Regions from separate parts of the Mus musculus genome. Here region 2 is linked to region 1. The links are chromatin loops, found by intact Hi-C in ENCODE. Cell type or tissue: left cerebral cortex. All regions are shown on one strand. Each heading gives the region's core, and the rest is flanking DNA. Links, peaks and the distances in the headings are about the cores only. Region 1 has its middle 32 kb from the start of Gm34548. Region 2 holds the start of Capza1 (capping protein (actin filament) muscle Z-line, alpha 1).

Evidence for each region. A loop is a pair of places that touch in the nucleus more often than their neighbours do. Peaks named below come from ENCODE experiments on the same cell type or tissue, not always from the same donor. Only the 100,000 strongest peaks of a DNase experiment are listed, where the experiment ranks them.
Region 2: a loop joins it to region 1, with 4 times the contacts of the local background. A loop is called at or near these places in 6 of 42 quality-filtered maps.

What each region holds. Positions count from the first base shown.
Region 1 is chr3:104,704,653-104,720,315 of GRCm38, forward strand. No RefSeq gene overlaps it. Among named protein-coding and RNA genes, the nearest start is that of Gm34548, 32 kb to the left of the region's middle. In left cerebral cortex, for the core only: CTCF peaks have their summits at 9,687 (motif pointing right) and 10,517 (motif pointing left); DNase peaks (open chromatin) are centred at 9,703 and 10,461.
Region 2 is chr3:104,854,673-104,870,335 of GRCm38, forward strand. Capza1 (capping protein (actin filament) muscle Z-line, alpha 1) reads right to left here and starts at 9,833. Exons shown (of 10, transcript NM_009797.3): 1 at 9,668-9,833. The coding sequence starts at 9,706. It overlaps St7l (suppression of tumorigenicity 7-like), which reads left to right and starts at 9,834. Exons shown (of 14, transcript NM_153091.3): 1 at 9,834-10,636; 2 at 13,352-13,434. The coding sequence starts at 10,423. In left cerebral cortex, for the core only: no CTCF peak of the experiment used is centred there; DNase peaks (open chromatin) are centred at 9,258, 9,796 and 10,378; H3K4me3 peaks cover 3,193 bases; H3K27ac peaks cover 1,841 bases.

The sequences.
Region 1 (15,663 bases), core at 6,934-11,933:
ATATACCCTTTCTTGCCACACCACCTCCAGTAGGATCTGTGTGACAAGTTCTACAGACTGAGGCGATCGACCTCAAAAGGGGGAGGCCTCCTGGAACCGCTTGTGGAACTCTTCGCCGGAGAAAAATTATTGAGCCGTAGTCCTCATGGCAATCTATCTGTTTTGTTTTCTCTTATTCTTTTTCTTATTTACATGTTCCTGGGAACCTAGGCCAACATCTTAAGTGAGAATAATGGGTAAGAAGCCATCCCCTGAGATGGGGCCACTCACATGACCTTATCCCCAGGGAAACCAATGGTTTACTTTCTAAATCATTTACAAAATTATTATGATAGATAAAAACTTTTCCAACAATAAAATTTCATATGGCTACACATGTGTCATCAGAGGTGGGTTTTGGTATATGGTAAAGAAAGTCTTAGTTAGAAAGAATTAAAATAGTTTAAATTTATTATTGAAGATTTATAAAAAATCAGACATTAAATGTTAAACAATAATTGAGCATAAAGATTTATTAACCTGCTCTTGGAAATATGCCTCTAGTCTTGGATGACTGCCCCACTGAATACATCCTTTTAGAATTGTTACATTTTGATGCTTTACATTAATAATGATGTTACCTGTTCTGCTTATGATTCACTGAATACATAGTATCAGAGTTGTAATGCTTGGATGATTTTTATGCTTTACTATGTCGAATGATTTTTGTTGATATTTGTGATTGTTTCACTGGATACAGTTTCTAAGAGTTGTAATGTTTGTTTGTTTGTTTGTTTTAATGTGTAAAATCCCCTGCTTGAGAGCTGCAAAATACACTCAGATTCAAACTGGCTCTGTGTTTGTTTCTGTTTGTCACCACCGAATCCTTACCCACCTAGCTTCAAGGACTCTCATTCCAGGGACCCCCATATCCAACTGGGGTTGTCGGTGGCACTTTCTTTGTTTGTTTGAGACAGGGTTTCTCTGTTGTATCTCTAGCTGTCCTAGAACTTACTCTGTAGCACAGGCTGGCTTGAAACTCAGAGATTCACCTGCCTCTGCCTTCCAAGTGCTGGGACTAAAGACGTGCCACCTCCTGGTGAGATAGTTTCATTTATTTATTTATTTATTTATTTATTTATTTATTTATTTTTGAGATAAGGTTTCTCTGTGTAAATAGCTATGACCATCCGGGAACTTTTTTCTCTTCTTTTTCTCTTCTTTTCCTTTCCTTTCTTTTCTTTTTTTGGTTTTTCGAGACAGGGTTTCTCTGTATAGCCCTGGCTGCCCTGGAACACACTTTGTAGACCAGGCTGGCCTCGAACTCAGAAATCTGCCTGCCTCTGCCTCCCAAGTGCTGGGATCAAAGGCATACACCACCATGCCTGGCTTTGTTTTCTTTTCTTTCCTTCTCTCCTTCCTTTCTTTCCATCAGAAATCCACCTTGGTGCCTTATCTTGGTAAGTGCACTGTTAACAGTGACGTTGAGTCCTGATAACCTGATAACCAAACAGGTGGTCCTAGGACACATCTAAAGAAATTGTGGAAAGAAAGAAAGAAACAGGGCCTAGAGAGATGGCTCAGCGGTTAAAAGCACTGGTTGCTCTTCCAGCGGTCCTGAGTTCAATTCCCAGCAACCACATGGTGGCTCACAACCATCTGTAATGGTATCTGATGCCATTTTCTGGTGTGTTTGAAGATAGCAACATTGTACTCACATACATAAAATAAATAAATAATTAGAGACTGGAAGGAAGGAAGGAAGGAAGGAAGGAAGGAAGGAAGGAAGGAAGGAAGGAGAGAAGGAAAGAAAAGAAAGAAAAAAAGAAACATGGAACTCACCTGCCTGAGATAATCAGTGAAAGGAGAAGTAGTCACCAAGGAAACAGGAAAATGCTTTCCTCCAGGGAATGTGATAGCCTCAGAATGTCTGAACATTCCATTTCTGGGGAGCAGCCAAGGGTGAGGTATGTAGTGGTGCTCAAATATTTGTTGAATGTGTAAGACAGTGAGTGAATAACTGGAGATCCCACCTGGCTTCCTTATCTCAATGCCTTTGGAGTTCTCAGACCAAGGTCCGTGTCATTTGAGCCACCTGGGCATCAACCAGCAACTTTGATTTACTGTCCTGACCATACAACAGGCCTTGTCTTCTCCATAGACAGGCAGGAACGTTCCAGCCCAGGCAGTTGATGGAACAGTATCCATTAGGTGTCCTGGTGCACACTCGGGTGAGGAGGAGACATGCTAGTTTAGAATCTGAGTGCCATTCAACCCTGAGATATTGATGAAACCAAGGTGGTCACCTAAGCTAGCCTCCTAAGCCATGAGCCTGGTGACACGTCCCCTTAGCTCTGATCTCCTCAGTTTTGAAACGACCTCTGAAGCATTTCTGTAACACCACCCATCTGGGCTGGCAGCCCCTAGTACCACCATGTTGGTGCTTAGTGAGCCTGGCTCTCCCAGGCAGCCTTGTACTCCCTCGGCTCCATATGAATCATGCCAGCCTCGGGACTGTCGCCAGGAAGCTGTGCTGGGGTAGTGCTCAGGTGGCAGGACCAAGCACCATGTGTGGCAAGACCTGCTGGTATGGGGTCATGGGGTCAGCCCAAAACTCTGCCTTGGAGCCCTCGTGTCACCCTCCCTCATCTGGCACCCAGCATCAATATCTCTTGTGAGGAAGGGTGAGGATTGAGGTCAGGAAAACCTGAGGTCAAGCCTGTCACTCACTGGCCTCATGGCTCTGGGCCTGTAAAACTAATGCTCCTTGCACATGTGAGTCAGTAGGGTTCAGCTCCCTGCAGCCACTGCAGGAGTTCTGAAGAGAAAGTGGTTTGAGATAGGGGTGGGGCTGGAGGCAGAGGTAGAGGCAGGGCTGAGCCCCAGAGGGTCCTCTTCTCTGTCTGAACATGGGAGGGAAGCTGCTGAGTATCCAAAGCTACCAGGAGCCCTGCTGAGGTCCAGGCTCCACCCATCTGGCTGTGTGCCAGAAGACACAGTGTCATCACAGCTGCCAACTGTCCTCTGGCTCTGAGGTGGTAACTGGGTACCAGACCCTGCTGCAGGAAAGAGCTCACATCTGCATGGCCCTGCTGGCCAGAGCACAACCACAGTAACAGGACACCATGGTCTCATCCCATTTCCCCCTTCCAGATCCCATGTGAGGGTCTCAATATTGATCCTGTCTGCAGGGGCCTGCATGAGGCAATGGCAGAGGAAGTGCAGTCTTTAAAAAGCCTTTGCTAGGGAGAGACAGGAAAGAGGTGGGGGTGGGCTGGGTCTGCTCCTGGGCCTGGTGTGGACAGTGTTATGCCTGGAGGGCACCCGGAACAGTTCCTGGCATTCAACCACAAGAGCTGAGTAAATGTGGACTCCTGTCCCTATTCCTGCTGTTAGTAATCCATGCCTGCAGTGTGCAAGTGCTGTGCTGAGCCCAGGAGGTTCAATAGCAAGTAAGAGGAAGCCACACCTTATAGCAGCAGCATGTAGACTAAGGGGGGGGGGGGGGCAGACAGAGCCCAAAGCAGATTGGTTAGTGTAAAAAGCTTGCAATTCCGAATGTTAAAGGTGACTCCCTGGCCTGTCTTAAATGGGCAGAAGGGACCTCTAATATGGCCAGTGTAAAAATACTCATTTCCACCTTCAGGGGCAAGCACTCTTAACTGCTGAGCCATCTCTCCAGCCCTTTGGGATTTTTTTGCTTTTGTTTTTGCTTTTGTTTTTTGAGACAAGTCTTCTCTGTGTCACCTTCGCTGTCCTGGAACTTGCTTTGTAGCCCAGACTGACCTCAAACTCAGAGATCTGGCTGAGGCTGGCCATTTCTTTGTCCCCACACTCTCAGTTACCTGAGCAGGAAGGGTAACAGTCATGAAGGAGCCCCCAATACATGACTGAAAGAGACTTTCTAAGCACCTAGCACCCCAAGCCACTTTCAGCACAAATCCTTGACATAACCAACCTAATATCAATACCCTCAGGGCACAAAGCCCGGATTACAGCTGCACGCATTCCTCAGGGCCTAAAAGTCAGGTGTTTCCAGGGGCCAGAGGGACCCCACAGTAACTTTCCTTTGAGAAACCTAAAGTGCTGGGTGTAAGTGGCTCATGCCCTAGGTCCCAGCCTCGGAGGCGGAGGCGGAGGCGGAGGCGGAGGCTGGTAAATCTTTGTGAGTTTGGGGCCAGCTTGGTCTACATGGTGAGTTCCTGGCCAATAAGAACTACATAATGACCTGATGTCAAAAGAAAAGGAAAGAAACCTGGAGAGAGGGACCAGTCCGGTTTATAGGCACGTGGGACAGTCCCTTCCCATCCCAGGCTCCATCCCAGGCTGCATCAGCCCAGCTGTGGCCGAGTTGGGCGCCCATGTGGGCCAGATCCACCCTGCAGCCTTGTTACCAGGACCTCAGTTCCCCTTCTTTTCTTGCATTGTCCCTTCACTCCAGAGCTGTCCCCAGCAGAGTCAGGGCTCCTTTATTCCCAGCTGGCTTTCCTCAAGCTAGACTCTCTTCCTCCTACAACCTTGAGACATTTTCTCACCAAAATTTTAAAATCCAGCATTTTATGCATATCCAAGATTAGGTATTATTTGGCCTCATAGGATCTCCCTAAAAAATACTGGAACATGAGGAAAAGGCAGGACCGGGTGTGTGCTTCTAGACTGCTGGGTTTACAGGCATGAGCAACTACCCCTGGTTTTAAGTAATGATAGGGAAATGAACCTAGGGTCTAGGGCATGATAGGTACTGTAAGACCCCCAAAGCTGGGCCTCCGCTCAAGTCCTGGGATGAGCTGGCCAGCACTCCAATGACTCGAGAGAAAACCACACCTGATGCAAACTGCAAGAGGTTTTATTATCAGCTAGCTGAGGACGAACTCCTTGCCCTGGCAGGGCAGGGTAGTTCGACCCAGAGCGGTAACAGTAGGGGGCTTTTAAAGGAAAAGTGGAGAATTAGGAGGAGTTGGGAGGAGTCTGGCTACAGCTCTTCTCTGGGGGTGGGGGTGTCCTTGGCACAGGGAGCCAGGAAAGTGCCTGGCTAGGTCTTTTTACAAATATCTTATCTCTGATTGTAAGGTATTGAAACAAAAAGGCTTTTGCTGGCTATAGAGAACAAAGAGCTTCTTTCTAGCTGTAGTTTTAGAGATCAGGGAAAACAAGCTTGGGGGAATGTTTTAGGGGCTTTACCTTCCAGGGAGAAACGCTCTAAATTGGGGTCTCACAGTACCAACTGAGCTACATCACCAGACCCACAAAACTACTTTAACTAGCTAGCTAGCAAGATAGTTTTTTGAGACAGAGTTTCTATGTGTAGTCCTGGCTGTCTGGAACTTACTTATGTAGCCCAGGCCAACCTTGAATTCAGAAATCTGCCTGCCTTTGCCTCCTGAGAGCTGGGATTAAAGGCATACAAATCACTGCCTGGCTCGACAAAACTAAAATAGTTTTAAAATAAAGTGTTAATTACAGCTGGGGTCTATAGAAGGGACACATTTGTAATCCCAACATATCATAGGTTGAAGCAGGAGGATTTAGCAGGAGCCTGGGTTATATAGTGAGCTCTAACCCAGCACGGGCTAAAGTGAAGTCTTTTCACAAAACTTTTTTTAATATGAAATAAAATGTGATTAGTCCATGAACCTGTCATGCACAGGAATTAGAAATCCAAACAACAGCTTCTGTTTTCTTTTTATCCCAATGTAAAAGGTAAATTTTAAATTTTTATATGAATTTTGAATTTGAAAAATTGCTTGAATTTTGTGGGTTTTTAGTCTTCTGCCACATCAGTAGATGTGACTAAGATGTTTGTCTTACTTTTTTTGTATTGAAATGGTCTTTTACAATTACATCGTTTGTTTGTGTGATGTATATGTTGGAGGTCAAAGGACAACCTTCAGCATTTAGTTTTCTCCTTGTGGGTCCCTGGGATAGAAATGAGGTCCTTAGGTTTAGAGGTAAACACCTTTACCCTCAGAGCTGTCTCACCAGCCCTAGCTTTGCTTTTTGACCTTTGTAGATGTGGCCGGCTAGATGCAGCTGGCAGGTGCCTCAGACATCTAAGCCCCACAGTCCCTGCAGTCCCGTCCCCTGAGCTCAGGCTGGAGAGCGCAGCTCTTCCTGCCTTCCTACTTCTGGGTCATCTTAGCTTCTTTCGTCATCTGCTCTTGTCCGTGGATGTGTGGAACATTCCCACTCCTTTGTCCACCTCTGCTGGGGCACGCACACATCTCTGCGGCTTCTCTGTAAGGAAGAGGTTGGGTCTCATGGCGAGCAAACCTTCCAGCTTCAAAGGTAATGTCAACTTGTTTTCCAAAGTGGTTGCACCAATTCACACTCCCGAGTGCAACCTGCACAAGATCCTGCTGCTGCACGTTCTCTCTGAGGCGTGTGTGCTGGTGGTGGTTGGGGGCAAGGACTCAGGTGCCTGGGGAAGAAGGGAAGGTGGAGGGTGCAGGGGCTGGCAGTGGGAGGAGCCCACTCAGCTTGGCTGGGGCCTGGAGAAGTGTGTGGCTGGCCCATCTGATGAAGACTCACTAGAGAGCTTTAGTTTTGTACTCAATGGCACTTAATAGGCCCAGGAGACCATTCTGTCCTGGTGAGATGTGCCTTTCACATCCCAAGGATGTCAACACAGTCCTAATAAAAACGATTCTTTAAATGTCTTTCCTTCCTTCCTTCCTTCCTTCCTTCCTTCCTTCCTTCCTTCCTTCCTTCTTTCCTTCCTTCTTTCCTTCCTTCCTTCCTTGCTTCCTTCTTTCCTTCCTTCCTTCCTTCCTTCCTTCCTTCCTTCCTTCCTTCCGTCTTTCCTTCCTTCCTTCCTTGCTTCCTTTCTTCCTTCCTTCCTTCCTTCCTCCCTTCCTTCCTTCCTTCCTTCTTTCCCTTTCTCCTCCTCCTTCTCTCTCTTCTTTCTCATCTTTTTTTAAAGGAAATATATATATATCTTGTGTATATATCATGGGACATATGTGAGGATCAGAGGAAATATGAAGGAGTTGGTTCTCTGCTTCTGTGCCCTCAGAGGCCAGAAGAGGTTTTTTGATTCCCTAGAGTTAGAGTAACAAACAGACCATTGTGAATTTCCCAACATGGATGCTGGGAAGAGAGCGCCCGTCCTTTGAAAGAGCAACAAGAACCCTTAACCGCTGAATAACTGCTCCAGCTCTGTGCTGGATAGTTCTAGGCCAACTTGACATGAGCTAAAATCATCTGAGAGAAGGGATTCTCAATTGAGAAAATGCTTCCATAAGATCAGTCTGCAGGCAAACCTATAACACATTTTCTTAATTAGTGATTGGGGGGGGGGCCCAACCCATTATGTTGTCCCTGGGCTAGCAGTCCTGGGTTCTATAAGAAAGCAGGCTGAGCAAGTCAGAGGAAGCAAGCAAATAAACAGCACCTTCCATGGCCTCTGCATCAGCTCCTGCCTCCAAGTTCATGCTCTGTTTGAGCTCCTGACTTCTCTCTGTGATGAACAGTAATGTGGAAGCTAAGCCAAATATACCCTTTCCTCCCCAAGTCGCTTCTGGTCTTGGTGTTTCATCGCAGCAATTGAAACCCTAACTTGGACAACCTCCACCTTTGTTTTCTTACCATGTTCCTGCTCCCCTCTCTTTGGAAAAATGGAAAGAAACAAACTGAGCATATTTTAAATTCTGATCTCCATCATTCTTAGCAGAGCATTAATTAATTGCTTATCCATGGTAATGAAGAGCTAATTACCTAGTGTAGAAAGAAGAAAGGAAACATGAGTATGAATTTTCATCTGGGCTCCCGTGTGACGGAAATGAGAATGAGCTGCTTGTGCTTGGAGCTGACCATCAGTGATTAAAGGAAGAGCTACGGTCTGTTCATGGGCCGCATCTTAGGACTGGGAGGAGGAAGGGACAAGGTAGGCTTAGCCATCTCCTCTTAGGCAGACACAGGGATTAAGAAAGCTGGAACACGGGCTGGAAAGGTAGCTCAGTGGTTAAAAGCACTGACTGCTCTTACAGTGTGCTTAGGATCAATTCTCAGCACCCACATGGCAAATCATAGCTGCCTATATAACTCCAGTTCCAGTGGATTTAGTGCCCTCTTCTGGCCTCCATCAGTTTTTGCACACACATGGCTTATGAAAACACACACATGTACACAATAGATAAACAAAACAAAGAACCCACCCCCCCACACACACACACAAAGATCCCTGCCTAATGACCTTTCTTGCTTTGGCTCACTGCCATTAAAGTGTCACATTGGAACTGTGATTCCAACTATGATGCTCTGCAGACTGCAGAAAGGCCTTCTAGGAATGCAGGACACATTCCCAGCTGCAGAGGGTACTGCCAGCGCTTCCCAGGCTGATGTGCATATGATGACAGATCAACAGGTCACGCTGGTTCCTGAGTTCCCTGCAAAGTCACCTGGGGCTGGGGTCTAGATTACACCAGCTTTGTCTGCTCTTTAAAAAAAATTGTTAATTATTTTACGTGCATGCACATTTTGCCTATATGTGTGTCTGTGTACTATGTGCCTGCCAGGTACTCAGAGAGACCAGGGGAGAGTGTCAGATCCCCTAGAAGTGGGCTTACAGATGGTTATAAGGCTCAAGTGGATTCTGGGAATTAAACCCAGGTCCCCTGGAAGAGCAGCCAGAGCACTTAACCAATGTGTCATCTCTCCAGACCCTTTTCTTTGCTCTGACCCTATGGATGGTGACTACTAGTGACTAGTAGTTTGATGTTCTTGCCTTGACTTCTCCACAACGATGTACACACTGATGATATAAACTCTAACCTGGAATTGACTTTCTCCCCTAAGTTGCTTTTTATTAGAGTGTTGGCTACAGCAGCAGAAATAACTCTAGGTCATGGCCCCGTCCTCTTCCAACATAACCTTAGGAACCAACTGTTCTGACCTTTGGAGGTTCTTCTACTGCTCAGCTTCTCTGTCGGCAGAGACAGCAAAGGCTTCCCTCAGGACAGACCAGGTCCAGAGTAAGGTGAGGGTAGTCTCTGGCTTCCAGATGCCTTCATTGTCCTTGGACACGTTAAAATGTCCCCATTGAGGCACAGGGAGAAAGGCCAAATAAAGTGCTTGCCTTGCATCAGGACCTGAGTTTGGTCTCCAGAACTCAAGTGAACAAGCCTGGTGTGGCGGTGCAGTTGGAATCCCTGTGCTGGGGGGTGGGAAAAAGTCTGTCCTTGGGGTTTGCCTGTCAACCAGCCAAACTACCTAAGAATTCCAGGCCAGTGAGAGAGACCCTGTCTCAAAAAACCAAAGTGGATATCACCTAAGGAATGACACCTGAGCTTGTCCTCCGGCTTCCACACCTATGTGCACACACATGCATGCACACCTGTACACACATATGCACACCTGCTCACACACATATGCACAGTCATACACGAGCGCACACAAATGGCACTGCACTAAGTCCTAGATGATGGAGTCATTGACTCACAGTAGAGGGGTCACCCAACACCTGAGCACTGTTTCTGTAAGCAGCCTGGTTTCTATGGGCTCTCTTGCTGGGTCTCCTTCAAATGTGTCCTCAGCTTGATGCTGGATGTCTCTTAAAACAGCTGTGGTCTCTGAGCTCAGGACCAACTCACTGAGATTGTGTTAGCCCATGTGATTCAGGAAAGGCCAGTGCGCTGTTAATTAAATAGTCATCTCCAGGGACTCAGGATGACACTTCTCTGGCCAAGCTGGCTGATTCCTGCTATTGCTCCAGTCACCGGTAGATGGCACTGTTCTCCCACAACAGATGCCTGCTCCCGCCTAGCTGGCCAGGCTCACCAAAGCTGTCAGCCCTATGATTCCTTGGAGACAGAGACACCCCGTTCCATGATGCCAGCTGTGGACTGTCACTGAGGCTGCGCTCATGGTGCATTTGAAGACCCTCACCAAGAAGATGTCACTAAGAAGAAGCTAAGCACTGGCAAGAAGCTAGGTCTTGGGGGTCCAGTCCCTGCACACACCTGTGTGGTTTGTCTTTCTGACAAGGAAGAGCTGCTTTTGGACTCTAAAAGCCCAATTTCTGCTGCCCCAAGAGATGGCAGTGCCATTTCTAACCCCAGGTGAGCCCGTGCAGTCCAGCAGGGTGTCTGGCAGGAAAGCAGAGGCCAGGACCCTTTCCCGTTCTGGTAGCTACACTGGGTTCCCGGATCTCCAGGGGCTTCTTGGACCTAACGGCTAATACGAGAACTGAGAGGTGAATGGAGAGCTCAGGTCATGGGAAACAGCACGCCTTTCCCTGGGATAGGCTCAGTCTCTGGATGGGGTGGCAGGCTGTGCGGGGAGGGAGGGGATCTAGGTCCCAGGCACCAGCTGTGACACAGCCCTGTGTCCTTAGGCAAATAATTTAAAGTTTCTGAATCTCAGAGAAAAGCAAGGGAGTCATATTCCATTTGAGACGCTCTTCTAACGCCCTGCTGTGGGAGACATGGGAACAGAGCAGATTCAAACTGCAGCAGGAGAGGTTCAAGCTAGATCTGTGAAAAACATCCAGGCTGAGCAATGTAGTGATGAACTGGGACAGGGAACCCTGCCAACTCCACAGTGCCACCTACAGGCTGGAGGACTGAAAAGGAAAGACCAGGCCATGATGTCAGCTGCAGTTCTGGACGTGCAGAGTAACACCAGAGGGTTGGCCTCTAGGAGATAGGATGAGGGTGTAGCAAGAAAAGAGTAGCCCAGGGGTTGTTGGGTATGACGCTCCTCCCTCACTGCGCTTACGGGTTAGAAGCTTGGTTTTCAATGTGGTGATGTTAAGAGGAGATCAGGTAGGAAGAATTTAGACCATTTGGGGTGCTGTCCTGAGAAGGGATTAAAGCAATTCTTGTGGGGTTATGAGAGAGTCATTACTGAAAAGCAAATCTGCCCTCTCTCTAGTCTCCATTTTGCCTTGTGAGGTCCCTCTCTCCTTTCTCTCCTCCCTCTTAGGATGCTATCTACTGCGATATGGAGTCGGAAGTATCTCATCAGAGACTAAATAGATGGAGTTACCAAATCTTGGAGTTTAAGCCTCCAGAACTGTGAGCTAAATAGACCTATTTTCTTAACAAAACATCCAGGCTCATGGATTTCATTACAGTGATAGAAAACAAGCCAGAAGATCCCCATAGAGCAAAGTAAGCAGGCATGCTGAAGGCTAAAGAAAAAAAATTGTTCTCATCTGGAACTTAGCTTTTTTTTTTTTTTTTCCAGTTGGGTCCAGAAGCCAGGAGGGAGCAGAGAGGAGGACAGGATGGTGGACTTGTCCAGGCTGCAACCAACAAACATGTACCAAAAAGATGCAGAGAATCAGGATTTCCAGCCCGGCCTGAACTCTACTGAGCCACATACCACAGAGCATATCCTCCTGTGGACCTTGGAGACTCCCGAAACCGTATCTCCATCCTGACTCTTTAATAGTCCCCACCCTACCCCATATTTCTCAGGAATCTACAGTAACCAGCAGTTTCTGGGTGATCCACAAAAAAAGCCTCTCCAGGTCTTTGAGGGAACCATAACTCTTCCCTGGGCTGAGAGGTGAGGGCGGGGCTGAGTCTCTGCATGGTTAAGGTGACACCTGTGGGTGCTGGGTTAGCCCAGCTCCAGCGTCAGGGAAGGAGGGATGAAACTCCTTCCTGAGAGCCTCTTGGCCCCACAATTAGCTGAATAAAGGTTTGATACATTCAGCAAGTGTTAGCAGAGAAGAGCCCCAGGCAGGGCAGGGGTTGTTTCCTAGGACCCAGGCCGAGGGGATGACCATGACCGAGGGGAACATCAGTCTGCTCAGATATGTGGCTTCTCAGAGACTGACTGGCAGGAGGGAAACGCTGTGGCCCAAACCAACACCCAGACCTATTTAAAGCTTTAATGTTACAAAAGGTCTAGGGGTGCAATGAAGAAAGGAGGGATAAATAATTCAGAAAGCAGAAGGAGAGACATTGCCAGTTCTGATGGAGGTTCGTGCTGGCTGAATTCGCAGCTGCACCCAGCCTCCCGGGAGAGGGTGCAAGCCAGGACAGAGGCCGGCTGGCTTGGCTCTCAAAATGTTTCTTGCAAACCTTTCCTCTCACCTCCTCCTCCCTTCTCAGGGCCCTGTGAGGTGAGGCGTTTCAGATGGGCCATGCTAGCCTGGAGCCCAAGACCCCTGACCACCAGCCAGCCAGCCTTGTTCATGCCTCAGACTCCTGCACCCTGTGGGATCCAGTGAGGGACACAAAACATTGCTGCTTCTGGAGTAACCAAAAAAAAAAAAAAAAAGACCTGTGGGAATTTTGGGTTTTGTCGTGTTTGTTTTGTTTTTATGTATATGTGATTGTATGAGTGTGTGGGTTTTTTTATGTATGAGATTTATGTGAGTGTGTGAATAGGTATGTGTGAGTATGTGTGTACATGCAGATGCCACAGCACACTTAGGGAGATCAGAGGACAATCTCCAAGGCCAGTCCTTGCCTTCTTTGTTTCTGTTGTCCCCACTGGGTCTGGCCTTCCCCAGCCCACGAGCTTCTGAGGATTCAGCTCTTTCTTCTCATCTCTCTTCTCATAGGAGCTCTGGGATTTCAGAGTCACACAACTGTGTCTGGTTTTGTTTACATGGGTGTTGGGGATTTGAACTCAGGTCATCGTGTTTGCACAGCAAGTATACTACCCACTGAGCCAAGACCTGGTTTTCTGAGAGTAACTTTTGTTTTTTAAGATTTACTTATTTTATTTATATGAGTACATTGTAGCTGTCTTCAGACACACCAGAAGAGGACATCAGATCCTATTATAGATGACTGTGAGCTGCCATGTGGTTGCTGGGATTTGAACTCAGGACCTTCGAAAGAGCAGTCGGTGCTCTTAACCACTGAGCCATCTCTCCAGCCCTTCTGAGGGTAACTTTATACAACTGTGTGATCCTGGCAAGGTTTTATATCCTCTCTGGTCCCTCAGAGGCTTCACTTTTCTTTAGGATAAAGATGTGAGCATCACCAGCTGGACTGATGCTCCTGGCATATTCCCATAATGCCAGCTCTTGGAGGGCAGAGGGTGTTTAAGGTCATCCTTGGCTACTTAGTAAGTTCAAGTACAGGCTGGGCTATACAACAGACCCCCAACCTCTAGTTTTGGTTTTTCAAGACAGGTTTTCTCTGTGTAACCCTGGTTATCCTGGAACTCACTCTGTAGACCAGGCTGTCCTCAAACTCAGAGATCCACTTATCTCTGCCTCCCAAATGCTGGGATTAAAGGTGTGCACCACCACCACCCTGCAACCTGTCTCTTATATAAACACAAAATAATAAAAATGAAAAAAATTAAACTTATCCAGTCTGATAATCTCTGTTTCTAGGCTGTAACTAGGAGATAAGAAGAATCAGAGTTTACCTTGTGAATGGTTTGAATGGAGAGGAGATCACTTGCATTGTGTTCCATGGGGACGTGTCCTCTGCTTCCTGCCTCCTCCCCCTCCCTCTCCCTCCTCCTCCCCCCTCTCCTTCTCCCCCTCCCTCTCCCTCCTCCTCCCCCCTCTCCTTCTCACCCCCCCCTCAGTTCAGCCCAGGGAATCCGGACAAGAAAGTTGCTCTGTCTTAGTTTGAGTTTCATTGCTGTGAAGAGACACCATGACCACAGTAACTCTTATAAAGGCAAACATTTCATTGAGGCTGGCTTTCAGTTTCAGAGGTTTAGTCCATTATCATGGTGGGAAGCATGGCAGTATGCAGGCAGACATGGTGCTAGAGAAGGAGCTGAGAGTCCTACATCTTGATCTGTAAGCGGCAGAAAAGGGACTCTCTGTCTCATTGACTGTAGCCTGAGCATATACAACCTCAAAACTTGCTCCCACTGTGACACTCTTCCTCCAACGAGGCCACACCCACTCCAACAAGGCCACACCCACTCCAACAAGGCCCTGTGTCCTAACAGTGCCACCCCCTATGAGCCAAGCATTCAAGCACATGAGTCTATGAGGCCATACCTAATCAAACCACCACATCTTCTCTTCATCTTAGAAACTCATTTGGAAAACAAAAATCCATTTTCCTAGCTTTCTCTTGTCTAGACCCAGAAGCCAGAAGCTTATCAGTGTTAATGAAGCCAGGACCTAATTATTGAGCATACTCATGTTAAAAAGGGCCTTTCAAATCATGCAGAGAGCTAACACACTCAGAATAAAAAGGAAAGGAAAGCTGTTATCTTGAAATGCCTGGGCTCCTACCTGGGCTGAACCTTTGAAGCCCTTATGGGTAATTAGGTGTCTTCCAGCACTGTACAGTCTCAACCCTGCATGGGGAAGATGTCCCCTTCAAGGCAGAGGGGTCATCAGAAGGGACAGCTTTCAACTTTCTGCATGTAGTTCTCTTCCAGCTTGCTTTTTGTGAACATTCCTGGTGACCCCTGGACCCCATCAGATCCCATTGTCTCGGATTCCCTTTTATTTATCAAGAAAAGCCATTGTAGTCTGAGTCTACAACTGATTATTCTAGAAGCCTTAAAGACTCCCTGATTTTTCAACCAACTCACTCTGAGCTGAGGACTGCTTTTCTGGGAGGAAATGGAGAAGATGGCAGAGTGTTGGATTAGATTTGCTCAAAGATTGGACGGGGAAGGGGATAATGACAGGCAGAAGCATCTAGGATGAGCCAAGAGTTTTTAGTTGAGCAGGTGGGTGGGTAGTGGTACCATGTATTAAGATAAAGAAGACAGGGCTGGTGAGATGGCTCAGTGGGTAAGAGCACCCGACTGCTCTTCCGAAGGTTCGGAGTTCAAATCCCAGCAACCACATGGTGGCTCACAACCATCCGTAACAAAATCTGACTCCCTCTTCTGGATTGTTTGAAGACAGCTACAGTGTACTTACATATAATAAATAAATAAATCTTAAAAAAAAAAAAAAAAAAAAAAGAAGACAGCTGGTCATGGTGGCCCATAGCTGGGATCCCAACACTTAGGAGGCAGAGGCAGGGGCATTACTGCAAGTTCAGCCGGCCAGGAGTACATAGGGAGACTATGCCTCAAAAAGAGAGCTGGAGAGATGGCTCAGAAGTTGACCACTGGCTGATTTTTCAGAGGGCCCAAGTTAATTGCCAGCATCCACATCTGTATGTAATTCCAGTTACAAGGGACCCAACACCCTTTTTTAGCCACCTACAGTACCAGGCACACAGCAGTGCACAGACATACATGCAGGCCAAACACTTCTACACAGAAAATAAAAATAAATACATCTTCTTTTTAAAAAGAGAAGGGAAAAGAGAGACTGAGAAAAAAATGGAGGAGGGAACAAAAGAAGCTTGTTTTAAAGAAGAAAGCATATTTAGAAAATTATGTTTGTCCTGGTAAGTTCAAGGTAACTGTTGGCAGACTCAAGGATCTAATACTTTATATCTGGGCCTCAAGAATGGGTCAGCTCTAGAGGTGTATAATATACAATCGACTGAAACTACCTCCTGAGACTGTGCACAGAGGCAGTGACAGGCCTGCGGTCCAGGGCTATCCACCATTGAGGAGACAAAGAGAAGATGGGCCAACCAGCTGCTGGGCTGGCCTGCTGTGCTTTGTGAAGAAGCAGTGAGGGACAGTCTCCCGGGAGTCAGTCTTCTCGTCTCCCTGTATTAGTAGAACCAAACAGGCTGCCAACTAGTGACACAGAAATGTGTCTGTACAAGTTCCCACCCCATCATCGCCGTCCTGGTGGAGAAGGATGGGAAACATTAGTTGAACAAAAAACCCATG
Region 2 (15,663 bases), core at 6,493-11,492, 150 kb after region 1:
CCACCTACATAAGAAGCCAAGGGCCTAAGGATGATACAAGCTCTAAAAGCAGATTGCCAACACTGTATCCATTCTACTGATTACTAGTTCTGGACAGTTGTTTTATTTTCTATTTTTTTTTAGCTTCACTTCACTCCTAGAAATATTTGAACAAGAATGCATATTTATAAAGTATTTAACAGGTTATCTCAGTGCAATATAATTCACAAGGCAAAGTCTGGTCATTTAAAAAAAGCACCACCTTTCTTTGATACAGCTTTTCTGCCTTTATGTTACACTATGCCTTCCACAGTAATGTCTGGTTCACTCAGATAACTATTGTATCTCACAATAACTTAAAATATGCATGTGCAAGCAGTAGTAAAGATAAATTTTGGATACTTCTCAAAACTGAGTACTATAACTGTGAAGAATTTATAGTAACCCAGCTGGAAAGGAAGTAAAGGCTGGAGGCAGAAAGAACAACTAAGCATGCTGTAAGTAAAGGGGGCTGGAGAGATGTCTCAGCAGCTGAGAGTACATACTGCTCTTGCAGATCTGAGTGCAGTTCCCACCTCCCAGGAACTCTCACAACTGACTGTAACTCCAGCTGCATGGAATCATGGTATCCAAGTCCCTCTGGACTTTCAGGGAACCTACATTCATGTGTGCATACCTCCTCCAGCTCCCCACATAGACATACATACACACAATTTTAAAAATTAATGATGGAAATAAGTCTAAAAATGTTGTTAAGGAGCCTGGAGGGGTGATGTATACCTTTAATCCCAGCATTCTGAAGGCAGGCAGAGGCAGGCAAATCTGTGAATTTGAAGCCAGCCTGGTCTACATTAGCAAGTTCCAGGACAGCTAGGGCTACATAATAGTTAGAATCTGTCTCAAAAAAACTAAAATATGGCTCTTTAAGCTCTCACCTTTCTTACTCTCTAGCCCTCCTTCTCTCTCTCTCTCTCTTCCCCCTTCTCTCCACGTGGCCTTGGCTGGTGGTCTCTCTCTTTCTACCTTCTCTCTCTCTGCCTTTCTACAATAAAGCTCTAAAACCACAAACAAACCAACCAACCTAAAATATGTAGTTCTCTTGAAGGCAGGTAGATTTCTGTGAGTTGAAAAACAGCCAGGGTTACAAAATATAAACAAAGGGGGGGGGGGGAAGAATGCCTCAATGGGAAAGGGCAGTTGCTGGCAAGCCTGATATTTCAAGGTCAGTCTCTGTAACTCAAATGGTGAAGGAGAAACTAACGTACTGTAAAATTTCTCCTCTAATTTATGGGGCAACAAACACACACAGAGTAAAAAAGAAGTTAAAAAACAAAGTAAATCACTAAGAAAATGACTCAGTGGTTTAGAGCTTGCCCAACATAGACATACAATAAAAAATAAAAGGCCTCCAAAGAAAACAGTACATGGATGTGGACAGGTTGAGTGAAAGGTAAGGTAGGGTGTGGTAGTGAATGCCTATAATCCCAAACATTTGGGAGGTGGAGGTGTGGACAGTAGCTATTACCAAAACAGGGCATCTGAATAAAAATGGCTCCAATAGGCTCATAGGGTAAGGCACTATTAGGAGTGGCCTCGTTGGTGTAGGTGTGTCTTTGAGATCTCAGAAGTGCCACTGTCACTTCCTGCTGCCTTGGGGTCAAGAAGTAGAACTCTCAGCTGCCTCTCCAGCACTAAGTCAGCCTGCTTGCTACCATACTTCCTGCCATGACAATAATAGACTAAGCCTCTGAACTGTAAGCCAGCCCTAATTGTTTTCCTTTATAGGAGTTGCTATGGTCATGGTGTCTCTTCACAGCAACAGAAAACATAACTAGGGGTGGAGAGATGGCTCAGCAGTCTTGAGTTCAATTCCTAGGAACCACAGGGTAGCTCACTACCATCTGTAATTGGATTTGAAGCCCTCTTCTGGTGTGTCTGAAGATAGTGACAGTGTGCTCACATATAAAGAAAGAAAGAGAGAGAGAAAGAAAAGAGAAAATCTAAGAGAAGAGGATCATCCTTTCTATATGTTTGAGCTACAAGAGAAACTGGCTACATGAGACTCCATTTCTAAAAAACATAAGCAAAAACAAAGGAAAAAGGGTCTCTTGGTCTGGATACAATTTGGTGGTAGCATGCTTTCTTAGCATTCACAAGGCCCTGTGTTCAATTCCCAGTACTGAAAGTTGGTGTTTTGTGTTCTTCTGCAAGTAAGAGAATAATGGAGGGATAAGTAGAAAGGCAAAGTTCCAGAGAATGCTCTAATGAGGATAAAGCAGACAAGCGTAAGAAATAGCTTTGCAACCCAGAACTCCACTTTGCTTGGATTATACTAGCATGTGTGTTGTTTTGTTTGAAATAGGATCTCACTATGCAGCTCTTGCTGGCCTTGAAATTTTTATGGAAACTAGTCTGACCTTGACTTTACTCCCCACCACTGGCATTTTTGTTTCTAGACAGGGTTTCTTTGTGTAGCCATGGAACTCACTTTGTAGACCAGGCTGGCCTCGAACTCAGAAACCCGCCTGCTGGGATTAAAGGCGTGTGTCACCACACTCGGCTTCCATTGACCATCTTATGACTAAGAATAATTAGGCTTAAGTATGAATAAAATCTAAATTATCATGGATGGGACATACCAGTGTCCAAAGACTTACATAACCCAAGCCTGTCAATCAAAACAGGAAACCACTTGGCTCCAGTCCTTAGTACCTATCGTGGTTTGTATATTCTTGGACCAGGGAGTGGCACCATTTGGAGGTGTGGCCTTTTTGGAATAGGTGAGACCTGGTTAGAATAGGTGTGTCACTGTGGGTGTGGGCTTAAGGCCCTCACCCTAGTTTCCTAAGTCAGTCTTCCACTAGCAGTCTTTGGATAAAGACATAGAACTCTCAGCTCCTCCTGCACCATGCCTGCCTGGATACTGCCATGCTCCCACCTTGATGATAATGGACTTAACCTCTGAACATGTAAGCCAGCTCCAATTAAATGTTGCTTTTTATAAGACTTGCCTTGGTCATGGTGTCTGTTCACAGGAGTAAAACCCTAACTAAGACAGTACCTAAGTTCCTCCCTCCTTTAGAAACCACAAAGCAGCCCAGGTGGTAACCTGGAGTCTTTGAGTATTTGAGTATTATTCTCACTCTTGTGGCCAGCTGTAGAGCATGAATGCATTTCTTTTCTTTCTGATCTGTATGATGGTTTCATTTTTGAATTAAATTTTCTTGCACTGCAGATCTTCATGTGCTTATTTCAATTCCTTGAAAAAGACTCCAAGACCCTGGAAACATCAGGTCCAGACCTTGACCACAGGCAGTAAGAGAGAAAAGGAATAGTATATGGATATTGAAATCTAGTTAAAAACAACAACAAACCAAGTAGCCTTTTGTCTTCATTATTATGACTAATTTCCTCTACCTAGGGTTTTCAATTTCATGATCCATATGAGGAGTTTATTTATTTTTGGCAAAGAGATGTAAGAAATTTGTACATTGGACAAAGGAAAGCACAAAGAATGCCTGGTTGTATGTTTTTGTTGTTGTTGTTGTTTGTTTGTTTGCTTGTTTTTTCAAGACAGGGTTTCTCTGTATAGCCCTGGCTGTCCTCAAACTCAGAAATCCACCTGCCTCTGCCTCCCAAGTGCTGGGATTAAAGGCGTGCGCCACCACCGTCCGGGCGGTATGTCTTTTTATTAAGCTCTAAAGGAAAGGACTCATATCAAACAAAGGAAACACTCCCCTTAGGGTCTTGGCAAGGCTCCTTGCAGGGACACATACACAGTTGCAGTGGCACACACAAGGTGTGGCAGCTTATGAGCTCTATTAGGACAACCCTGCTGGGGTAGATGGGGGAGCCATGGGGCTGAATGTTCCCAGCAGTGGCACAGCAGAGCACCAGAGAGCACCAGTAATGGCAGCAAGTGCTCAGACATAAAGATACACAAAAAGGTATTCAAACCATAGAGACTATCAGAAAGTGTACTTTATAAGAGCCAAGAGAGAACCACAGGAATCAATGAATCTTTTTCACACAGTAAAGTCTGTAAAACTATACTATGTTCTTGGTGTTGTGCTAAGCACTAGATAAAATGGCATGATTCCAGTTACTAACTCTGCTTGTTATCAGAGGAAGCACAGGAATGAAGACAATCTAAGAACCTCTGGAACATTTTAATGTTTCAATTTTTAAAAGAAAGATCTTCTTCGCTGTCCTCCTCCTCCTCTTTTTTTTTTTTTTTTTTCCTTTTTCTTTTCCAGAGAGGGCTTCTCTGTATAGTCCTGGCTGTCCTGAAACTCACTCTGTGGACCAGGCTGGCCTTGACTCATGTGGATCCACCTGCCTCTGACTCTGGAGTGATGGGACTAGAGGTGTGCCTAGTGCTGGGTTTTAACTCACAATTCATAGGAAATGGTATAGTACGAAATGAATGGCTGAAAAGCAGACAGACCTGGGGTCTGCATTTTATGACTAATTAATAATAAATACTACCCCACTTAGCATCAAGGCTGGTTCCAATGAAATAGTTCACCATTCTAGAAGAAATCATAATAAACCTATAGTCACGTGGATTGTATCTGTTTAGATTTTGTGTTCTGGTTCGGGATTTTGTAACAAATTATAAGGCTTCTATCACCAAGTAGAGCTAACTAAAGGTATGAAGAGGAAAATGATAAAGTGAATGTTAGCTGACAACTTCCTAGAAAGTTACCAGTGTAAGTAAGACTCAGAGTTTACTTCATCCTACAGGGATTTAATTCATCTAGTAAAGTATGTAATTGAGGATAGCCAGCCTAAAAGTAGATTTTAACAAGCTCCAACAAAGCTCTTAAATCCCAGCTTCTATTTACAAGATTTAAAAACTGTTGCTATTATTAAGGTAGGTAGGGAGTGTGGATGTGTGGATGCCAGAGGACAGCTCTGTGAGGTCATTTCTCTCCCTTCACATTTATCTGTGATCCCGACAGTGAATGCAGGCACCAGGTTTGTCCAGCAAGTATCTTTACTCGATAAGCATCTCTCACTGCCCCATTTATATTTTTTACATCTCTACTACATAGTTTGATAAACTTGTTTCTAGAAGGAGGAGGAGGAAGAGGAGGAGGCGGTGGCTGCAGCAGCAGTTTTTACAATTTACATTTGTAATTCCAGCATTCAGGAGGCTGAGACAGAATGTCAGTTCAAGGGCAGCCTTGGCTACATAACCAATTCTAGGCTAGCTTGAGCTACATACTACGTTCTTGCTTTAAAAACAGAACAAAGCAATTAAACAAAAAAGCTTTTTTAAAAAAGAAGTCCTTAAGCCAGGTGTGATGTGTGACAGCCACATGCTTATAATCCCAGCACCCATGAAGCTGAAACAGGAGTCCCCAGAGACTGAGGGGAGACTGTGAGCTACAGAATGGGACTGTTTCAAGACCCAAATATCCAATGGAACAAACAAAACAAAAACCAAACAAACTCTTACAAATGAGACCTCTGTCTAAATTAAAATCATACAGATCCACTTCTCAGTATTTTTAAAGTTATATGCACATATTTATTTATTAGGTTAAAAAGGAAAAACCATGCTAATCAGTTTTGTTCAATCCTAGAATTCTTTTCACATTGTTGGAAACAAACAAATAAAACATTAAAAAAAAAACAACCAACAAATTGCCGGGCATGGTGGCACACGCCTTTAATCCCAGTACTTGGGAGGCAGAGGCAGGTGGATTTCTGAGTTCAAAGCCAGCCTGGTCTACAGAGTGAGTTCCAGGACAGCCAGGGCTACACAGAGAAACCCTGTCTTGAAAATCCAAAACAACAGTAACAACAACAAGTCAATGCTGAATCATGAAATAAAGAAAACAGGAGAGGCAGAGAACCCAAATGCATCACTCATCTCATACCTCAAACTTCCTAATTAAGCTATCTTGGTCTTGGTAAGCATTTGGAACTAAGTTAACTGAAAAGCACAGGTACCTGGAATAGTTTCCAGAAACTCATTTAAGGGATAAGACTAGAAGCACTTATCCGCCTGTTACTAACCTTCTCACTTCCTGCTTTGTTTAGGACAGCTCATTCTGACCATTTCAGGTAACGATGAAGAAAGGGGGGGATGGGGACAGAAAAACCAAAAAAACCAAAAAACCTTCCTCTTTAAAAGTGATAAAACCTTTACCAGCTGGTTATAAAAATGATTTACTTGCCTTTATAGAAATGCTTGAGAGAAATCAACAGCCTCAAATGGCAAAGTTATGTCAGGGCTTACGGCTTTCACAAAACATACAAAGATAAGATTATTAAATTATTCCTTTTGGGACCACACCATGCATACTTTAAAAAATAAAACAATAACAACAAAACATACCTATCCCAAACTAAACACATTTGAAGTCTTTAGCAACAAAGAAAATGAAAATTCTGGATTTCTTTCCAAGAATTCAAAGTAGAAACTAATGCTCAAATAAGACCTGCAGACCTGCAGACTGGTCCACATGACTTTGCAGATACTGGTGAGTGCTCGCTCTACCACTGACTGACCTACATAGCCAGTCCATCTCCCACCTCCCTTCCAGTTTTTGAGACAGACTCTCCAAGTTTTCCAGGCTGTACTTCAATTTGCTCTGTAGCCTGGACAGACCTTACATTTTTCTATGCTCTTGCCTCAGCTTCCTAAGCAATTAGGATGATAGGCCTTGGTCACCAGGCCAGGAAAGATTTTTAAGATTAGTTTGTACTGCTTGGATAGTGGCTCACGACTATAAGCCTGACACCAATGACCTCAAGACAGAAGAGTCACTGGGAGTTATGTCTGGGCTCCATAGTGAGTTCCAGATCAGCTTGAGCTACAGGATTTGGACTGTCTCAATAAATCAAAATAAGTAAACCTCATCAGGGGTTACTTGCTTATGAATCCCAAGACATTCAAATCAGTAAAATCTCTTCTCAAAACGCACACACACACACCCCAAAACTTTTTTTTTTTGAGAAAGTATTTCATTCATGTAGCCAAGGATGGGCATGAATTCCTAATCCTCTTTGCCTTTATCTCCCAAGAGCTGAAATTATTATAGACAGGTATCACCAGGACCAGCCTTTTCCCCTAGCTTTTTAATCTGTTAAAATCAATCTAAAGATTAGAAGGGAAAGCAGGCAAAGTAGGAAAGAAGCTCAAAAATCAAGAAGTCTTACAAAGTCCTTTCTTTTCCTTCTTTTTGAGACAAGGTTTCTCTGTATAGCCCTGGCTGTCCTGGAACTCAATTTGTAGACCAGGCTGGCCTCAGACTCACAGAAATCCACCTGCTTTTGCCTCCCAAGTGCTGGAATTAAAGATGTTGTACCAGCACCACCACCGCCCAGCAACCCTTTCTTTCTACTCATAGATTTAAAGAGATATGAATGTGCCTGTCAGCTCTGAGGAAAGGAATCTAATAAAACTACAGGAATCTCAAGTTACTAGGGTCTCTCTATGTAGTCCTGGAACTCACTATGTTGACAAGGCTAGCCTTGAACTCAAGAGATCTACCTGCTTCTGCCTCCTGAGTGTTTAGATTAAAGGCATACACCACCATGCCTGGCTCAAATCATAAGGATTTTTACTGTATCATTATACCACATTATCTACACCAATAAAGATAATGTAGTCAATTAAAAACAACAAAGAAAAAAACCTCTATTAAACCCAGAATCGTGGGAGACGGAGGCAGGAGGACAAATTGGAGATCAGTCCAGTCTACAGAGCAGGTTCCAGACCAGCTAGAACTACATAGCAAGAATTTGTCCCAAAAATACAAAACAAAAACTAAAAGCTCTTTACTAAAGTAGGAATAGAATTTATTACAAGTTCCGGGGTAGATTTACTAGTTATGACTGGCTTGTTCTACTATTACTAAAACTAAGCAATAAAGTTAAGTGTGATGGTATGCACCGATAACTGCAGTATTTGAGAGACAGAGACAAGCAGATTAGGGGTTGGGGTCACTCTTGGCTGTATAATGAGATGTTTATATGAGCCAAACCCGACCCAGTCTTAAGAAAAGGAATAAAAACATTCACTCTAGCCGGGCGTGGTGACGCATGCCTTTAATCCCAGGACTTGGGAGGCAGAGGCAGGCGGATTTCTGAGTTCGAGGCCAGCCTGGTCTACAGAGTGAGTTCCAGGACAGTCAGGACTATACAGAGAAACCCTGTCTCGAAAACAAACAAACAAACAAACAAAAACAAAAAAAGAAAGAAAAAAGAGAATCAACACTAAAGTGTTATTTGGTGGCTTTTTAGTTTTTGTCCTACTAATGCTTAAGTTCAAACACAGGATGTTGCACATGCTAAGACTCTACTAACAAACTGCCACCCTGGATCCTGGTAAGTGGTTTATAAAGGTGGTAAGCACCCTTTTCAGCATTTAAAGACAGTGGCTCATTCATACACAGGTGTATGTTAAATTATTCTTTTTGAAGAAGTGATTAAAAATAGTCTGTTCCCCTGTCAACAATCTCCAATTTCTTTTTCGAAGAACCCAGGCAGATTTTATAGAACATTGGAGAGCACATACTTTGTAACAGTCACTGCAGGAAACAAAAGACATATTCTTGTCCCTAAGTTAGCTAATGAGACCATTCTAACTTGTAGCAGCCCTAAGAGTCTGTGTTTATGGAAGAACTAAGTACTTTCCTTTTTGGACAGTTTAGCAAATGTACGTTGTCAGAAAAAGTTATACTATCAAATTTGGAATACACCCTGGTATTTAAAACACTTTTAAAGATCTATGTACACAAACGACACTCTTGACATACCCAGCTATAAAGCACCATAGTAGGTCATCAAAAAAGGTTGGGTGTTTCATCCAAACCGAATGTGTTAAATGTGAGGTTTATTTACGACCCATTTAACCTTTCTGGAGTTGAAAAAAAAGTCGTCTGGCTATTTCTCACTGCTTAACAGGAAGTTAAAAAAACAAAACAAAACAAAAGACTTTGAAAAAAATTATAGTTAAGATTAAGACAGAAGGGACGGAGTCACCTTGGGGCTAAACGTTCACACAAGAGAGCATAGGCAGGAATAAAGGTGCTGGTCAAATTCTTAAGCAAATCCCTTGAGGTTTACTGATTTATTTTTATCCAATTAGTTTAATCGTCAGTAGTAGAGAAAAGATGAGAGAGGGTGTGTATTTCGGTGGACAGACACCACCAGAGGACCTCTCCCTCCCTGACAAGGAGTCCTGACAGCAAAATCACTTCCTGAGGAAGGAGGAGCAAAAGGGAAGTTAAGGAGGCCACTCTGATCAGGAAGTGACTCGTTCTAAACTAACCCCAATCATACCTATAAATGGGGGGATGGGGTGAGCCCCAACTGCCAAAAGCGGTAAAATAACTGCTGCCTGACACGTCCCGACATCACCTTCACCTCCTCTCTTATAATTACAGAAAAGAGTCTAGAGTTAAAAGTCAATCAGGCAAAGTGTCTCCTCTTGAAAGAAGGTTGTGCTCTGTCCAGGATGAAAAGAGTTGAGGACTGGGGGACTGGGGCCACCGTGAGGCAGACGAAAGCTCCTTTAAGGAAGGAAGCGTCCCGGGGCCAGAGGGACTATGCCAGCACCGGGAAACAACCTTCTTCTTCCTGGGGGCACCGCCAGGTTTCTCACTGCTGCCGGCTCGGACCCCTGGGCCCCGTCGAGGAAGGAAGTAAAAGAGAGAGGCGGACCCCTTACCTTCTCTTCATCCGACACCCGATCCTCAAAGTCGGCCATCTTGGCTGCTCTGGCCCAGCCCGGCGGGCCGGCGCGAGGCAGGCCGGGAAGGAAGCTGAGTGGCGGAATCACCGAGGGGCCGTCGGAAGGAGCCGCCCGGAAGCTCAGGCCAAGAGGGCGCCATGTCAGTTCCGCGCGGGTGTGACAGCCTGGAGTCGGCGCTCTAGGAAGTCGGCTTGCCCCTCGGGGCTTTGCAGCCTTAACATCTTTCTCCCTGAGTTCCGGTCACTTTCCCATTCGTCCTGGAGTGCTTGGTGGCGGGCCTCGACTCTTGCGTGGCGTCTGGGCTCCCTCTGGTCATGGAGCAGTTGCTACACCTCTAAGTTTTTCTGATCCGGTTGGTCTCCTGGGCCGCCGAGTCCAGGGCACTAAGAGCTGCTCGGCTCTTTGAGACATCAGTACTTTTCCGACCCCGGCACAGGGCGACAGGTTACCCTCAACCACGTATGGAAGAAAAACCACTTCCCTCCGGCGCCACACTGAGTCCGTTTCCAGAAGAATAAGCGCCACCATCAGATGCTTCCCCGCCCTCCTAGAGGACTAGGTAGCCCCTCAGTCGGCCACCGCGCTCCGCCACCTTCCAGATCTCCAGCCAGTTCCCCAGGACTCAGCCTAGACAGAGGCCAGCTTCAAGTCCGCCACTATCCCAGGATTCCCGACTCCGGGTTTCCGGCCCTTCTCCCCTCCCAGGTCCCGGCGCCTGCCGGAGCCGCAAGATGGCGGACGGAGACTACTTCGCGGAAGCCGCGCGGGCCGTGGGGTGTCCCCATGCACCTGTTCCTGGCTTGGGCCTGGGCCCGCCGCTGGGCTGGAAAGAGCGGCTGAAGGCCGGGTTGGCGAACTCTGGGTCCACGCTGTGGTTCCTGGCGGGGCTGGGGCTGCTTTACGCTCTGAGGGTCCCGCTGAGGCTGTGTGACAACGTGACAGCGGGTGAGAGGCCCAAACCTCCCGGACAGTCGGGGACAAGTGCCAAAGATCAGAGATTCTCGGGGAGACATGGAGGGCTTTGCAGAAGGAAATTGGTGTTGCATGCTCCAGTGGGTTTATTTTTGTCGCTTGGGCCACCTCCACCCGGCAGCTGATTGTTAGAACCGTGCTGCAGTTTCCCGGCCCCTCCCTAGATCGCTGAAGGTTCGCCCTCTCTATTCTGTCTACGCTACCACAGGAAAAGCTACCTGACACGCTGCAAGCTCCAGGTAGTAGGACAGAAGAGAGCATTCCCAGATGTGTACACACAGTTTATAGACATTCCTATCGTTTGCAGGGCCCCTTGAAAAGTCGTACCTCAGAGTTTCCCAGCTGCCTAACTTAAAAGAACTCACACCCAGAAAAGCAAGATAAGCACATCTGTCATACACGATAGAAAATGCTATGATTTTAGTGGACCATACTTTTATTGTAAGACAGTTCGGTTAAGAGACGTTTTTCGTAATATTTTTATTGTGAGTAATAAGATAGTCTAGGAAAGGGAGAGGAGAGAGAAGTGCAGACAACGGTGGGTTTGTTTAATATTTTCCTTCGGCAGTTGTACAATGTTTGTCATGTAGCCTGGGCCAAAGATAAAAACTTGTAAGCAGTGTTGACCTGTGCGGATTCTGCAAATACTATTCCCTGGCCGTAGGTAGGATGAAAAGATGGACTCCTGGATCTTTTGTGGCGTTATTGCAGTATTTTTTGCTGCAGCCTCAGAAGAAGATGGAAATATTTCCTTCTTTTTGGTTTTTCGAGACAGGGTTTCTCTGTGTAGCCCTGGCTGTCCTGGAACTCTGTAGACCAGGCTGGCCTCGAACTCAGAAATCCGCCTGCGTCTGCCTCCCAAGTGCTGGGATTAAAGGCTGTGTGCCACCACTGCCTGGTGAAATATTTCTGTTAGATGGTGACACTGTTAATTTTTCTGTCCTTTGAGAAGGCAGTGGTCTCCCTTTTCTGTCTCATGAGATGACATGAAAGACCATAGGATAATGTTCTAAAATGCTTTTTGTATTTTAGAGTATTGGTACCACATACTGTCTAATTTGTCTGTAATAGGTTGGTGAAGTGTTTAATGGTAATTTGTGTGCTCATTAAAGTGCTATTCATCGAGTTTGTCATTTATTTTTCTACTTCTTCTTGTTGCTTTGAGGCCAGGATGTTGCCAAGACATCCTGATCCCTTGAGCCACTTCTTAAGTGGTGGATTTAGAGGCATATACTAGCTAGCCTGGCTTTAAACCAGGAATGCTGACACATGCTTGTGATCCCAGTACTTGGGCTACTGAAAGTACAGTACAGATATATCAGTTGTTAAAGGCCAGCCTCAGCTACATAGTAAGTTTGAGACCAGTCTGGACTATCTTAGACCATGTTGTGAAAGTGCATTTAGCTTTTTATTCTTATATATTTGCTGAAGTTCTAGTCTAACTTACTTTTACAGCTTGTATTTTAGATTTTCAGAAAAGCAGGCTAAATTATCTCACTGTGACTTGATTTTCTTTTTTCTTTCTTTGACCCTAGATATTGACCCTAGGGCCCTGTACACACTCATTTTGATTTACTTCTTTTTTTTTTTTTTCTTTTTCTTTTTTTTTTTTTTAAAGATTTATTTATTTATTATATGTAAGTACACTGTAGCTGTCTTCAGACCCTCCAGAAGAGGGAGTCAGATCTCATTACAGATGGTTGTGAGCCACCATGTGGTTGCTGGGATTTGAACTTTGGACCTTCGGAAGAGCAGTCGGGTGCTCTTACCCATTGAGCCATCTCACCAGCCCTTGATTTACTTCTTATTTAACTAAACAACAGTGTAAAACCTCACTTTTATATCCATGAGAAGATTCTTAAGATATCAGACAATGGAAACTTAAAGTCACTTTTTAAAAATTTATTAATTTTAATGTGTGTACACTCTAGCTGTACAGATGGTTGCGAGCCTTCATGTGGTTGTTGGGAATTGAATTTTTAGGACCACTGCTCGCTCTGGTCAACTCCACTCTCTCAGTCTCTGCTTGCTCCAGCCCAAATATTTATTTATTATTATATATAGTACACTGTAGTTGTCTTCTGATACACCAGAAGAGGGCGTCAAATCTCATTATGGGTGGTTGTGAGTCACCATGTGGTTGCTAGGATTTGAACTCAGGACCTTAGGAAGAGCAGTCAATGCTCTTAACCCCTGAGCCATCTTGCCAGCCCCCACTTTTGTTTTAAGAACTTTTTCAAATTAATTTCACTTTAGGTATTAATGTTGACAGTTACTGACTTAGGGCAGTCAGCTTAGAATTTTTGAGCTTTGCAATAGTGGGAAAGCTGTCTGCATTCCATAGAACTTTTGGATTTTGATCTTTTCCCAAGCTAGCATTATGATCTCTATGGTACTGGGCAGCAACAGTAAGCCAGTGCTTCCCACTTGCATTCATACAAAGTGGAGAGTAGACAAGCAGTGCTATCCAGGACATTGTGTTGCTAAGTAATGGCAGCTGGAAGGTTAGTGATGTAGCTTACATTTTTTACCTGCAGTATTTTTAGTCTATAGGCTTATTTGAACATAGCCTCATCAGAGCCCAGGCTTCTTTACTGCTTACCTCCATCTGCTGAAACATACTTGCATGATTGCAATGGACTTAAAATTTGTACTTTGTAAAAACTTTAATGTTTTCTCTTTTAACAGTGACAGGGTTTTTAAGTTCACTGACACCCAAGTTCTATGTGGCACTTACAGGGACATCTTCTTTGATATCTGGACTAATATTTGTAAGTAGTTTCTATTTTCTTCACCTCTATTTTGATACTCATTTAAAAATTGTTTATATATTTACAAATCTATAAGTATTTGTTAGGATTTCCAAAATGTGTTTGATAGTGGGAAAAAGTTACTTAGAAACAAGTTTGAGAAATACCATGTTTCCTTGTCATCTTTTAGAGCGAGTGGTAGTATTTATTACATGTTAGGTTTCTTTTTGAGATAGGGTCTCATTATGTAGTCTAACCTGGCCTTGAACCCAAGGTGGTTCTCCTGCCTCTACCTCTGAGTGCTAGGATTACAGGGGTGAGTTACCATGCCCGACTTCATTTACTACATATTGAAAACTTGTATACAGAATGGTAGACGGCTCAGGTGAAGGTGCTTGCTGCCAAGGCTGACTGATGACTTGACACATGGTGGGAAGAGAGAACCAACTCCTGCAAGTCCTCTGATCACTACTCTTGTGTGCCTGCACACTCATAAACACATAAGTGTAATAATTAAAAACAAAAACCAAAATACCCTGCATACTGGAATCAGGGAGGGAGGGTTGGTTGAGATGGATTAGAAGTTTAATGATCAAAGCACCTACGTTATTATTTCAAAATGAATGAGGCCGGGGAGGGGGGGGTGCGGGGGGGGGGGGAGATGACGCGTAGTCAGTAAAATGCTTGCCCTGTAAACATGAAGGCCTGCCTTCAGGTCTCCAGCACTCAGGTAAAGGTGAGGAATGCTTGCACGCCTGGCATTCCAGCTCTGGGAGCTGGAACTCGCTGGCCAGCTAGACCAGCCAAACAAATGAGTTCCAGGTTTAGTGACTGAAGAGACCCGTGACCTTCACACACATGTGCATTACACATGCACAAGTATGTAAACATCAGTCCTTCACGTGGAAATTAATGTCATGGGTTATTCTATAACTACTGTTATCAAATTTTTCCACTTTTCAAATGGTTTCAAGAGAATCTGAATGTACAGAATTTATTACTTTATAAACAGGATCTCTTGTAAGCTAGTTGGCTTGAACTTATTCTGTAGTCCAGGTGGCCTTGACTGCCTGGCCCTCTTCCTTTGCTATATAAGTATTCCCCCATCATGTCCAGTTTATGCAGTGCTGAGACTGGAACTTAGGACCTGTGTATACTAGGTAAGCACCTAACAACTGACTTACATCTCCAGCCCCTGAATATACAGGTTTTATATATAATCTTGCAACATTTTAATTTTGACAGCACTGGGCAGACTGTAACTTATGTCTGGGACTTAGCATTCACTCATTCTAAGCCCCAAGTGTTTCAAAACGCAGAGCTTTTAGTTTGTGTTTATGAGTATTTTGTATTTCTGTAAATACAATGAAGTAAATATCCTGCATATCTGTTATGGGAAGATAATAGTACTCATTTCACAGGACTGGAGGAACCTAAATGAGATAATACATGTAGAAGTTTGTAATGTGAAGGTTCAGGGAACACTTACTGACTGTTGGCTGTTATTCTGTGAAGTCACACAATGAAGGACCACATTTGACTTTAACTCAATTTTTCCTTCAATACTGCTTTCCATTTAAAAAATATTTTAAAAATATGTTCTTCATTAACATCTCTAGGTTCTAGTGTTTCTTATTGTATACTTTGAGAAAATTCCTCTACAGATAATAGTATTAAATATTTATCATGCCATTTTTTTCCTGTTCTTTTTTCTCATCTGTAGGTGGTGCTGTACAGCTTTAGTAGAAATTGCAATATTTCTTTGACATTTTTATTTTTTGTTTGTGATTTTTTTGTTTTGTTTTCTTTTGATTTTTTGAGACAGAGTTTTTCTGTGTAGCTTTGGTTGTCCTGGAACTCACTATGTAGACCAGGCTGGCCTTGAACTCAGAGATCCACCTGCCTTTGCCTCTTGAGTACTAGGGTTAAAGGCGTGGGCAACCACCACCACTACCCGGGTCTTTGGCCTTTTCTAGTCGTTGAGATAAAGTTTCAAAATACAGAGAGTTTAGTTTGTGTTTATAAGTAAGCCACAGAAATACAATAAAACAAATATCTGATGTTCAGATAGTTCAACCTGGGGAAGAACTTGTCTCAGCGATGTTAATAGCATTGCTGAATATAGACCAGTGCTTTGGTTCAGGAAGGATTCTTATTAGGATTCTTATTAGTTCAGTTTACTAGGTAAGGGAACTGAGGCTCTGAGATATTAGAGGTTAATTGGCTTGCCCAGTACAGTTAATAAATAGG